Linked DNA regions of Homo sapiens: region 1 is linked to region 2. A link is an interaction called in ENCODE POLR2A ChIA-PET data of the cell type or tissue named here. Cell type or tissue: CD4-positive, alpha-beta T cell. All regions are shown on one strand. Each heading gives the region's core, and the rest is flanking DNA. Links, peaks and the distances in the headings are about the cores only.

Region 1 (5,374 bases), core at 280-5,279, 870 kb before region 2:
ATCAACCCCGAAGAGGGTGGGTCATGGTAACCCCAACTTGAAGCCAGCTGGTCAGACATTCTGGAAGCCCAGACTCGTGACTGGTGGGAAGGAGGGAGCAGTTCTGTGGAACTGATTCCTCAACCTGTGGTTTCTGAGGCTATTTCCAGGTAGATGGTGTCACAGTTGAATTAACTGGTGGACACCCGGCTGTGTCCACTGCAGAACTAATTGCTTACTTGGTGTGTGGGAAGAAACCCCTACATATTTTGTCACAGAAGTCTTCTGTATTATTATGGTGTAAGAGAACAGGAAAAATGCATGTTGACTGTTTTTTCCACACTCCCAGTCCACAAAAGTTTTCTCCACTTATGAACAAATAATGTGTGTGTGTGTTTTTTTGTTTTTTTGTTTTTTTGTTTTTCCTGAGACAGGGTCTCACTCTGTCATCCAGGCTGGGGTGCAGTGGTGTGATCATGGCTCACTGCAGCTTCAATCTCCCAGGTCCAAGTGATCCTTCTACCTCAGCCTCCCAAGTAGCTGGGACCACAGGTGTGTGCCACCATACCCAGTTAATTTTTAAATTTTTTGTAGAGACAGGGTCTCCCTATGTTGCCCAGGCTGGTTTTGAACTTCTGAAGCGATCCTCTCACCTCAGCCTCCAAAAGTCCTGGGATAACAGGCATGAGCCACTGTGCCTGGCCATGAATACAAAGAATTTTAACAGACACAAGATGCAGATATGAAGGAATAGATGAATGAATAGACGCGTGCTGGACAGGATGGAGTGAAGGGATGTGTGAAAAGGTAGGAATGAGTGGGTAAGCGGAGGAGGACAGTGCTGCTCACAGAAGTTCATGAGCTAAATGGTAAAGTGAGTCCTAGGCCTTTGATGGATACGAGGGAAAGAAGGTATGTTACTCCCTCAGCCTTACCCATAGGAGAAGTAATGTGAACTGATTTTAGGAGCAAACAGGAAACTTACCCCCAAATCTCACTCTAGTATACTAGAAATCCTTTACTTTTGTATCTTTTAACTAAGAGGGAAATAAATAACATTGTCAGACCCTCATTTCACAGATGAGGAAACTTAGGCCTACAAAGGGCAAGTGGTTTGCCAAAATGTAACAAGTGGGTTTGGAGCTACAATGGGACTAGAGCTTAGGTCTCTTAATTCCCATTCCTTGCTCTTTTCACCACCCAAAGCTGACACTAGAAGGAATGACTACGGTGCAGAATTTCCAAACCCTAATTTGAGGAAATTCCCCAAGGGGACTTTTTCATGCAAGCTGGAGAGCCTCAAAAATGCAATGAATGCCTAGGAAGGTTCTAAGGGCCCTAATATTCTAACCTGAACACTAGAAAGCAGGGCAAGCAGCATAGTGGGGAAGCAGGGGACTGGGACCCCCGTCCCTGAGAATGGAAGTAATAGGCAAGAAGCCAAGGGGCTTCCCAGGACAAGCTAAAAAAGAGCAGATCCAGACTACAACTACAGAATCCTGTAAGATTCTGAAACTTTGTCACTTCCTTTCTAAGGCTTCCTTCCTAAGCCTCTCTGTGAAACTCTTTGAAAAGGGGTATGTGGGCTAGCCTGCAAGGACAGCCAGAAGGGAGAAGGATCACATCCCCCTCCGTGGCCAGGCTCTGAGAGACAGAAATCCAGTGAAGGACAGAGCATGGGGCTGAGTGTCTGTAGCCCACTGCATTGAGGGCAGGAGAGCTCAGGGCAGGTCTGAGTCATCACCATTTTCTGTGTGTTTCTTCCTAATAAGTGAAATAATGTGTAGTGTCTAGCACGGTGCCTGACAGCTCACAGAAAATCCCCAACTTCCCCTCCCCCACCGCCATGCCTTCTAACTCTCGGTGAGATGAACATCTCTACTGGGAGGGGAAGCCATTGAGGGAAGAAATGCTGGCACCTTGACATTTGGGGAAAGAAAGGGAAGGAATTGTTTTCCAAGTATCTACTTTGTGCCAGAAATGGTGTTGGGCAATTTACTGATTGCCTCATTTAATCCTTTGACGTATCCTAGGAGTTAGGTATTCTCAGCCCCATTTCCAGAAAGCAAACCAAGGTGAAAAAGAGTTAATAATTTGTTCAAAGACATATGGAAAAGTGCCAGGCATGGTGGCTCACGCCTGTAATCCTAGCACTTTGGGAGGCCAAGGCGGGCAGATCACTTGAGGTCAGGAGTTCAAGACCAGCCTGGCCAACAAGGCGAAATGCTGTCTCGACTAAAAATACAAAAATTAGCCAGAAATCACTTGAATCTGGGAGGCGGAAGTTGCAGTAAGCCAAGATCGTGCCACTGCACTCCAGCCTGGGCAACAGAGTGAGACTCCATCTAAAAAAAAAAAAAAAAAGTCATACAGAAAGGGTTGGATGTGGTGGCTCACACCTGTAATCCCAGCACTTTGGGAGGCCAAAGTGAGAGGATCACGTGAAGCTAGGAGTTTGAGACCAGCCTAGGCAACATAGTGAGATCCCCTCTTTAGGGAAAAAAAAAAAATTCTGCCACAAAAGCCACATTCAATAGAAAACATTTTTTTAAAAAAATAGCTAGGCATGGTGGCATGCACCTGTAGTCCCAGCTACACAGCAGGCCAAGGCGGGAGGATTGCTTGAGCACAAGAGTTTGAGGTTACAGTAAGCAATGATCAGCTACTGCATTCCCACCTGGGCAACATCTCTAAAGAAAAATCAAACAAAAAACGACATACAGAAAGTATGCGCTATCTGATTTCAACCCCAAGTTTGTCCTGCTTTACCAGGCTTTCTCCTGGGGCCTGGAGGCAGTGGGGCCAAGGGCAGGGGTGGGGTGTGCAGGGGACAGCAGTGCTCCAGCAATAAGAGTTCTTGAAGAGTACTTCATGAGGGGGTATACACCAATAGAGGGGAAGCCACCAGCCACCAACATGCAGAGGAAAACAACAACAACAACAAAAACAGACCCCAAGGTATCAGGAGAAGGACAGTCTGAAGTCATCTGGCACCCAGCCATTTTGGAAGAACTGATGCTTCTCCACGGGCCTTGTTCCCGTGGTCACCCCACCCCCAAGATATCTTGTGACAGGCTCCTCCAGTAACCAGAGGCAGGTGAGCGCTGCTCTGATCAACAAACACACCGCATGTGGTCTCCAGCTGCAATAAACAAGTGGCTGTGCACAGCCAATGTCCTGTGTGGTGAAGGTGAGAAGAGTGAGGGGGAGCCAAGCTGCAACCCTCAGCCTGAATGTGGTTGGAATTATGAGAGCAGTTGTCAAAGTTAGTACCTTGACATAGTGCAATGTGCATTAAAGTGCACAGTGCAAGGTGACAGAAGAGGGGAGGGGGAGGGGGTGGGGGAAGGGGTGGGGAGAGGAGGGGGAGGGGAGGGGAGAGGAATTGAGGAGCAGAACAGAATAACACAGAAAGAACCAACCAGAGCTGGACCAAAAATCGAGGCCAGGATGTTGTAGAGTCTTGGGTTCAAATTCTGCCTCCTCCTGGGAAGTCCCCTGAGCCTGCTACAAGGTCTTGGCTTGCACCCTATTGCCTCTGGCAGATCCTCCAACCAGCACCAATGAAGCACCTACCCCATGCAGGGTCCTTCAGAAACAAAGAGTGAGATAGCTTCCAGTCTCAGGTGGGGAATATTTAGACTTGTGAACAGGGGCAAAGAAGGAGAGAAACAACCAGGAAGTAACCTCCAATTTGCAGATGGGGAAAATTAAGTTTCATCAGGAGGAAATGACTTTGCCTCAGGCTTCTCTTGGGATCCCAGATTTCTAGAGGATGGGGGGAATGTCCCTGCTTTGGGCATGTTTTTAAGAGCACTGGAACAGCCAGAGCTGCTGCCCACAGTCTGAAGTCAGGAGGGGAACTCCATGTCAGATAAAAGCTTTGGAATCCAGATGGAGTAAGGTTTCATTTTCTCTGCCTGCATTTGGTTTCCTAACATCACAATGTGAGCCTTGGCTAGCAGCCAGCTTAGCTTTGGAAAAGAGTGAATGATGGGGAAAAAAAAAAAAAAAGACTGTGCCAGGAAGGGAGGGGAGGAGAGGGGCTACACTAGGCTGGAGGGGATATGGGCCTGGCTTTAGAGGATTATGCTAGGAAAAGGGGTGCCAGAGGCGTGAAAGCTGATAGGAACAAGCCCTGTGGATCAAGAGGCCCATCAGTGAGCCTGCAGGGTCTATGAACTCCTTACATGCAAAATTACATGTGTCTGTCTGTGTAGGTCTCTACAGATTGGTGGAAGTGTTCACAGCTTTCATGAGATTATTATTTTTTTTTTTTTAAGAAAGGCACACTGCCGCATGCAACACCTCATTTGGATGTGTCTGGAGTCTTGGAAGTTTGACTACCCTACATTCTCCTACAAATGGACCTTGAGAGCTTGTTTGGAGGTTCTAGCAGGGGAGCGCAGCTACTCGTATACCCTTGACCAAAGAACAGTCCTCCTCTATTGGGGAAGGTTGTCCTCTTCTGAAACTACCTTTGCAAAAATTATAGCAGTGAGAAAATTATGACAGTGAAAGAAATCTGACCTAATTGACTCCATCTTGCTTCTAACCTCCCAGCTGCCCTTGTTCATTCCTGGGCATAGGGAGCACTAACTTTGGGAGGATTTAGTTTATAGTTTAACTTTGAAACAAAGATGATAACAGCCCCTCCCTGAGACCAACCCACTCCTTGCCTGGGGACCAGAAAGCCTTTGTAAAACTAACACATTGGCCACAAGATTAGAAATGACGGCTCAGGAGTCATGCAGCCAAAGGCCTCGAGATCATGAACCTCCCCAATTGCTCCTGTAGATAATATTATTATTGTAAAACCTAACATGGGTGTTTGAGGTATTTTTCAGACCCTGCCTTCTGATGGATCAGCTGGCACCACCCAGACCAGTAAACTGGCTCATCTGGTCTTCTGGCCCCCACCCAGGAACCAACTCAGTGCAAGAGGATAGCTTCAACTCCTTATGATTTCATCCCCGACCCAACCAATCAGCATTCCCGCTTCCCGAGCCCCCTGCCCGCCAAACTACCTTTAAAAAACCCTAGCCTCCAAATTTTCAGGGAGGCTGATTTGAGTAATAATAAAACCCCTGTCTCCTGTTTAGCTGGCTCTACTTGTATCAAACTCTTTGTCTATTGCAATTCCTGTGTCTTGATAAACTTGCTGTATCTGGGCAGCGGGCAAGAAGAACCCGTTGGGTGGTTAAACCAAGTGCGCAGCTTTAGGAGGGACGCACATGGAACGGTAAAGAGAGAAGGGGACACAGGCCTAGCCAGCTAGATCAGCCAAATTGAGACAGACTGGGAGTGGGGCTTGGCTGCAGCTCACCAGCACTGAACTTTCTTTCATGAATTCCCACTGATCACAAACCCCACACCACCATCTCACTGACACCAT
Region 2 (5,374 bases), core at 60-5,059:
AAGTGTCCTGTACATGGATATACACAATACATAGTGGAGGTCTTCCACCCGAGTGGCTTTTAATCTAAAATCTGAAAGTGGCTTGCACCCTTAGATATATGAGAGAGCTTAGTAAAAGTAAGAGTGACTGGAGGAGATCCTGCTGGGCTTGGCAGCTCTGAAGCTCCCATCGCACTCTCTGTCTTGTTCTCTCAATCTGACATGGTTTCCTGTGTCTTTTGCTCTAAGCAGCAGACCTGCTTGGACTGTAAGAAAAATTTTTGCATGACCTGTTCGAGCCAAGTAGGGAATGGGCCCCGCCTCTGCCTTCTCTGCCAACGGTTTCGAGCTACAGCCTTTCAGCGAGAGGAGCTCATGAAGATGAAGGTGAAGGACTTGAGGGACTATCTCAGCCTCCATGACATCTCTACCGAAATGTGCCGGGAGAAAGAAGAGCTGGTGCTCTTGGTCCTTGGCCAGCAGCCTGTAATCTCCCAGGAGGACAGGACTCGTGCCTCCACCTTGTCCCCAGACTTTCCTGAGCAGCAGGCCTTCCTGACCCAGCCTCACTCCAGCATGGTTCCACCTACCTCACCCAACCTCCCCTCTTCATCTGCACAAGCCACCTCTGTTCCCCCAGCCCAGGTTCAGGAGAATCAGCAGGTAAGGGCCCATTTGTAGTCTCTGCCAGTCTGTGCCAGTTTGAGGGCTCATTTTCATTTTCCTCTCCTGCCTTTGTTGTGAGAATGGGGTATAAGGCTAAGTGTCTTGATTATGTGAAGCCTTTCTGACTACTGGTGCACCAAGTGTTTTCTGGGTATCAGACTCATGTTTTGGCTTTCTTCAGAGGTGATATGCACAGTACCAATTTTTTTGTTTGTTTTTTGTTTTTAATACACACATATCCTAGTTAGACATTTTTTAAAGTTCATCATTCCAGAAATATTTTGAGAAAAGTAACCATTAAGCCATCAAATTTAGTTCTGTTCCAATTTGTCTTTCAACTTAACTCCTTTGTTGCAGTCTTCATTGGCTGGATTGGAAACTTAGTTCCTTAGTAACCATCACAAGGAATATAGGAAAGCAAAGGGCTATATGGAGGCAAGGGAGGGTGGGGAAACAGACAAAGACACTGCTTCTCTTACCAGTCACTGGCTGGAAGCAGGAGTAGTTGGCACGCTGTACTTGCATGCTGCTTCTTCATTATCCTGGGGGGCTTGGAAGTGGTAAGCTAAGAGCAGCACATCAACTGAATCATGACCCAGGTCTGGGGAGTATAGAAATGAGTAATAAACTGTCTCTGTCCTCAAAAAGCCCCCAGAAGAGGGAAGGTAGACAGGTAGACCAACTAACTACTGGATTAGAGTGAGGCCAGTGGACATAATTGTTGTATAAGAAGTGATGATGTTGCATAAGTGCCTTAAGTGACTCTGTTATTTATAGCAGCGGCCCCTAACCTTTTTGGCACCAAGGACTCGTTTTGTGGAAGACAATTTTTCCACAGACTGGGGTGCGTTGGTTTTGGGATGAAACTATTCTACCCAGATCATCAGGCATTAGTTAGATTTTCATAAGGAGCATGCATCCTAGATCCCTCGCATGCGCAGTTCACAACAGAGTTCACATTCCTATGAGAATCTAATGCCACCGCTGATCTGACAGGAGGCAAAGCTCAGGCAGTAATGCTTACTTGCCAGCCACTCACCTCCTGCTGTGCATCCGGGTTCCCAACAAGCCATGGACCAGTACCAGTCTGTGGCCCAGGGGTTGGGGACCCTTGATCTATAGGGCTTGGGCAATATGGGGGAATTAGGAACTACAAGATCCAATTTCCACATCCACTTTTGTCACTGACTTCTTGATCCCCTTGGGCAAATGTTGAGCCTACAACAATGAAATGAGGTTAGTAATCACAGACCACTTTTGATCTTGCCAGGATGTTGAGAGACCTGAATGCGTGATACCATGTCTAAAAGAGCTCTGAGTTACTTAGAGCTGGTATAGTGCTAGTGCTGTTGGTTCCCACACATGATGTGGATGGCTGCTGCCACTTGTTTATGATCACCTCCTTTGCCAGGACTGGGCCCCCTGATTCAGCTCTTGACAACCACTGAGGCATAAAGGCCAATGTGATAGCATAATTTAACTGCAGTAAAATCATTTAACTCCCTTTTTGGCCTGAACATGTTTTTCTCCGCAGCTGGACTTTAATTCTTTCCTAAGCTCTGACTCTTGGTCTGCTAGACAGATTTAAACTCCTGCTATATATTCTTCCCTTTGCTTGTGTTTTTTTTTTTTCCACTCTATGTATAAGGAGCCAGGAGAAGAACTTGAGGAATTCTTTTTCTGTAAAGAACCTTGGCTGGGCGTGGTGGTTCATGCCTGGTAATCCCAGCACTTTGGGAGGCTGAGGCAGGCGGATCATTTGAGCCCAGGCATTTGAGACTAGCCTGGCAACATGGCAAAAACCTGTCTCTACAAAAAATACAAAAATTAGCTGGGCGTGGTGGTGGGTGCCTGTAGCTACTCAAGAGGCTGAGGTGGGAGGATCATTTAAGCCTGGGAGGTCGAGGCTGCAGTGAACCATGATCATGCCACCACACTCCAGCCTGGGCAACAGAGTGAGATCCTGTCTCAGAAAACAAAAACAAAAAACCAAGCAAACTTTTCAGGTAGATTTTTCAATGAAAGATGATAAGCTTCCTGTCATTAACCAGAAATTTCCAGATTGCACCTAAAGGTCACCCTACATACAAGATCTAAGTGGGTACTTTTCCTCTGAGATTTTCAAGAGACCTTAGTGTCTGCTTACATCCCCTGTTCTGGTGAGAGCTGCACTTTGCAAGCAGGAAAAACAGGCATGGAAGAATTAAGTAACTTACGCAGTACTGTCTGACAAGTTCATAAGTGAGCTGCACCTAGAATGTAAATTTCCTTATAATACTTGCTCAACCAGAGTTCTCTCTTTCACCTTTAGTGCCCTAGCAATCAATAGTTGCTAGGCAAGGAAGTATATACAATAAGCACAACTGTGGACAGGTACTAGTTTTGGATTTTTATTTAGCCAGTGGGCAAACTGGAAAGACAAGAGCATGCTTTGCAGCATGAGGTCGTTTCTCTTTCTAGGAAACAGGACATCTGAAAGATAGCTACTTAGGAACAGGTTAGGCTCTGAAGGATTCCAGGGTAATTCCAAGGTAACACTACCTGAGAGACCAGTGAGGATCTACAGTAAGCTAAGAGAAAACGTTGTTGATGAAGACATTGATTTGGATCCATCCCCATACATGTGTACTATGCATTTGATCTTGCCTTGATTTGGCATTTTGTTACTTCTGCTTTTCATTTCCATTGCAGTTGGTTGCCTCTTCTTGATTAGCTCCATATTATGAATCCTAATGTGGGGTGAGTGGCTGGGGTCGGTGGGTGTCTTTGGTTTCCCAGATTGTCCCTTCACTGGCATCCCCAGAATCTGGTGGAAAAGGCCTGTGAGCTCAGACACCTCTTTGCTCTGAGCTCACAGCAGGCCCTTTGCCTGCAGGGAGCAGTGGGCGAAGAGGATCTACTTAAGGGGTTTGTGGCTTAAATGGTGATGGAATTAGGAGGCTAACAGTTCTGCCTACTCTTTGGCCAAACCTCCTAAAAGAGTACTCAGGAGGAACCTTTTGAGAAGTGAGAATTCTAAGCATAATGAAATTCCGTAAGCATAGGCAGTGTTTTATATAGTGTTAGGCTAATAGATTCTTAGATACATTAAAATACTCTTTGACTAGGTCTGGACATAGCACTTAATAATAGTGTGCTCAACATGGGGAGCACATTTCCAGAATGTGAGAGTAGTTACTAGGCAGAAAAGAAAGAGACTAGGGTGGTGATGATCTGGAAACTTTGTCCCATCAGTGTCAGATAAGGAAGCCAGGGAGATTTAGTGTGAAGGAGGGGAAAACATGGTATAAACAGTTTGGGAAAAACAAAAAACAAACAAACAAAAACCCCAGGAGACTATGGTCTGAGGAGCAGAACCAGGGATAGGGATGGCAATTTTGGATCAGTGTCAAGAAAAACCTTGATGCCAGATAGAGAGCAGTCCAGCAGTGGAATGGACACAATGACCTTCCCTTCACCTGTGGTGCTCAAGCTGAGATTAAATTGATGATGAGTTGTGGCTACTGCCATCCTGGTGTGTGCAGAATTAATGCAGTTTTGTTCTAGAGGGCAGCTTTGTCTATTGAAATGTATTTTTGTTGTTTCTCTGCTTGACAAAGTTGGTATGAGAGAGCAGGCTTTTGTAATGATGCTGTAAGAGGCTCCGGATTTCTGGGCATGATGGGAGTACATTCTGGACATTGTGTGAGTTGAAAAGAGGCCCATGCTATGCAGATCTCTGGGACATCTCTAGATGTGATGTTACTTTTCTCTTCCCACAGGCCAATGGCCATGTGTCTCAGGATCAAGAGGAACCCGTCTACCTGGAGAGCGTGGCCAGAGTACCTGCTGAGGATGAGACCCAGGTGGGGCCTCTGCTTGGGTCTGTGTCTTCACCTTTCCTCTTTCACTGGTGTTCTTCGGAACCTCTTAGCAGAGTCGAGTGGAGAGAGAATAAATGTGTGATGATAGTGCTTCCGAAATTATATTTTTGGGGTAGGGTTTAGTGTTAGTGTTCCAGGTTAACTAGTGAAGCGGTCAGTGTATTTATAAGGAGTTGTGAGGTCACAGTGGAGACGGAGAAGCCTCATGGCCCATTGTATTTCCAGTCTCTTGACTTTCTAAGAGCTGCCGGAGGGCAGGCTTGTGGTCCTGCTGTTAAAGTCTTGTTCTTTCCTTGCTTCTAGCACACTGTAGCCATTGTCAAGGGAAGGAGGTCAGACAATTAGCCAGGCAGGGCCAGTCCAGAGCACAGACCAGGGAGCTGTGGCCAAGGTTGTGTATAGAGGAGTACTTGCCAGGGAAATGTGCCTCTTGTGGGCAAGCAGAAGTCTCCAGGGGAGAAGGGCCAGCACCATGCTGGGTTTCATGTGCGGCCATATTTAACCTCTACAGGACCCCTGTGGGGTAGGACTGCTCTCTCCCCTTAATGGAGGGGCAAACGGGCTCAGAGTGGTAAGCAACTTGCTGGATATTATTTAGCATTAACAGCAGAGGAGTCAAGATTCAAAATTAGGGTCATATGACTCAAACCAGCACTCCTTCTACTATACTTCTATCTAGTACTATATCACACTGATTGGTTGGTCTGTGTCTGTTTGCTCCTGAGCACAGAATCGTGGGTCAGGAAGAGATTCTAGTATATTTTGCAATGCAGAGCACCATGCCAGGTACTCATCCTGTCTCTGTTCCTACCCTTCATGAGGTCAGTCACCAAAATTATGATGTGGTGACTGCTTTGGGGTCCTTG

Evidence for each region. ChIA-PET counts read pairs that join two places held together with the same protein. Peaks named below come from ENCODE experiments on the same cell type or tissue, not always from the same donor. Only the 100,000 strongest peaks of a DNase experiment are listed, where the experiment ranks them.
Region 1: POLR2A ChIA-PET joins it to region 2 with 5 read pairs; 1 of 35 experiments calls an interaction of 5 or more read pairs at or near these places.

Annotation. Positions count from the first base shown.
Region 1 is chr17:35,888,689-35,894,062 of GRCh38, reverse strand. No RefSeq gene overlaps it. Among named protein-coding and RNA genes, the nearest start is that of CCL5, 11 kb to the right of the region's middle. RefSeq lists a silencer at 1,852-2,052. In CD4-positive, alpha-beta T cell, for the core only: no CTCF peak of the experiment used is centred there; DNase peaks (open chromatin) are centred at 1,772, 2,582, 3,102, 4,692 and 1 weaker place; H3K27ac peaks cover 975 bases.
Region 2 is chr17:35,016,639-35,022,012 of GRCh38, reverse strand. RFFL (ring finger and FYVE like domain containing E3 ubiquitin protein ligase) reads left to right here. Exons shown (of 7, transcript NM_001017368.2): 3 at 232-642; 4 at 4,407-4,490. All of the region lies in intron 5 of RAD51L3-RFFL (RAD51L3-RFFL readthrough), which reads left to right. Among named protein-coding and RNA genes, the nearest start is that of LIG3, 39 kb to the right of the region's middle. In CD4-positive, alpha-beta T cell, for the core only: no CTCF peak of the experiment used is centred there; no DNase peak of the experiment used is centred there; H3K27ac peaks cover 767 bases.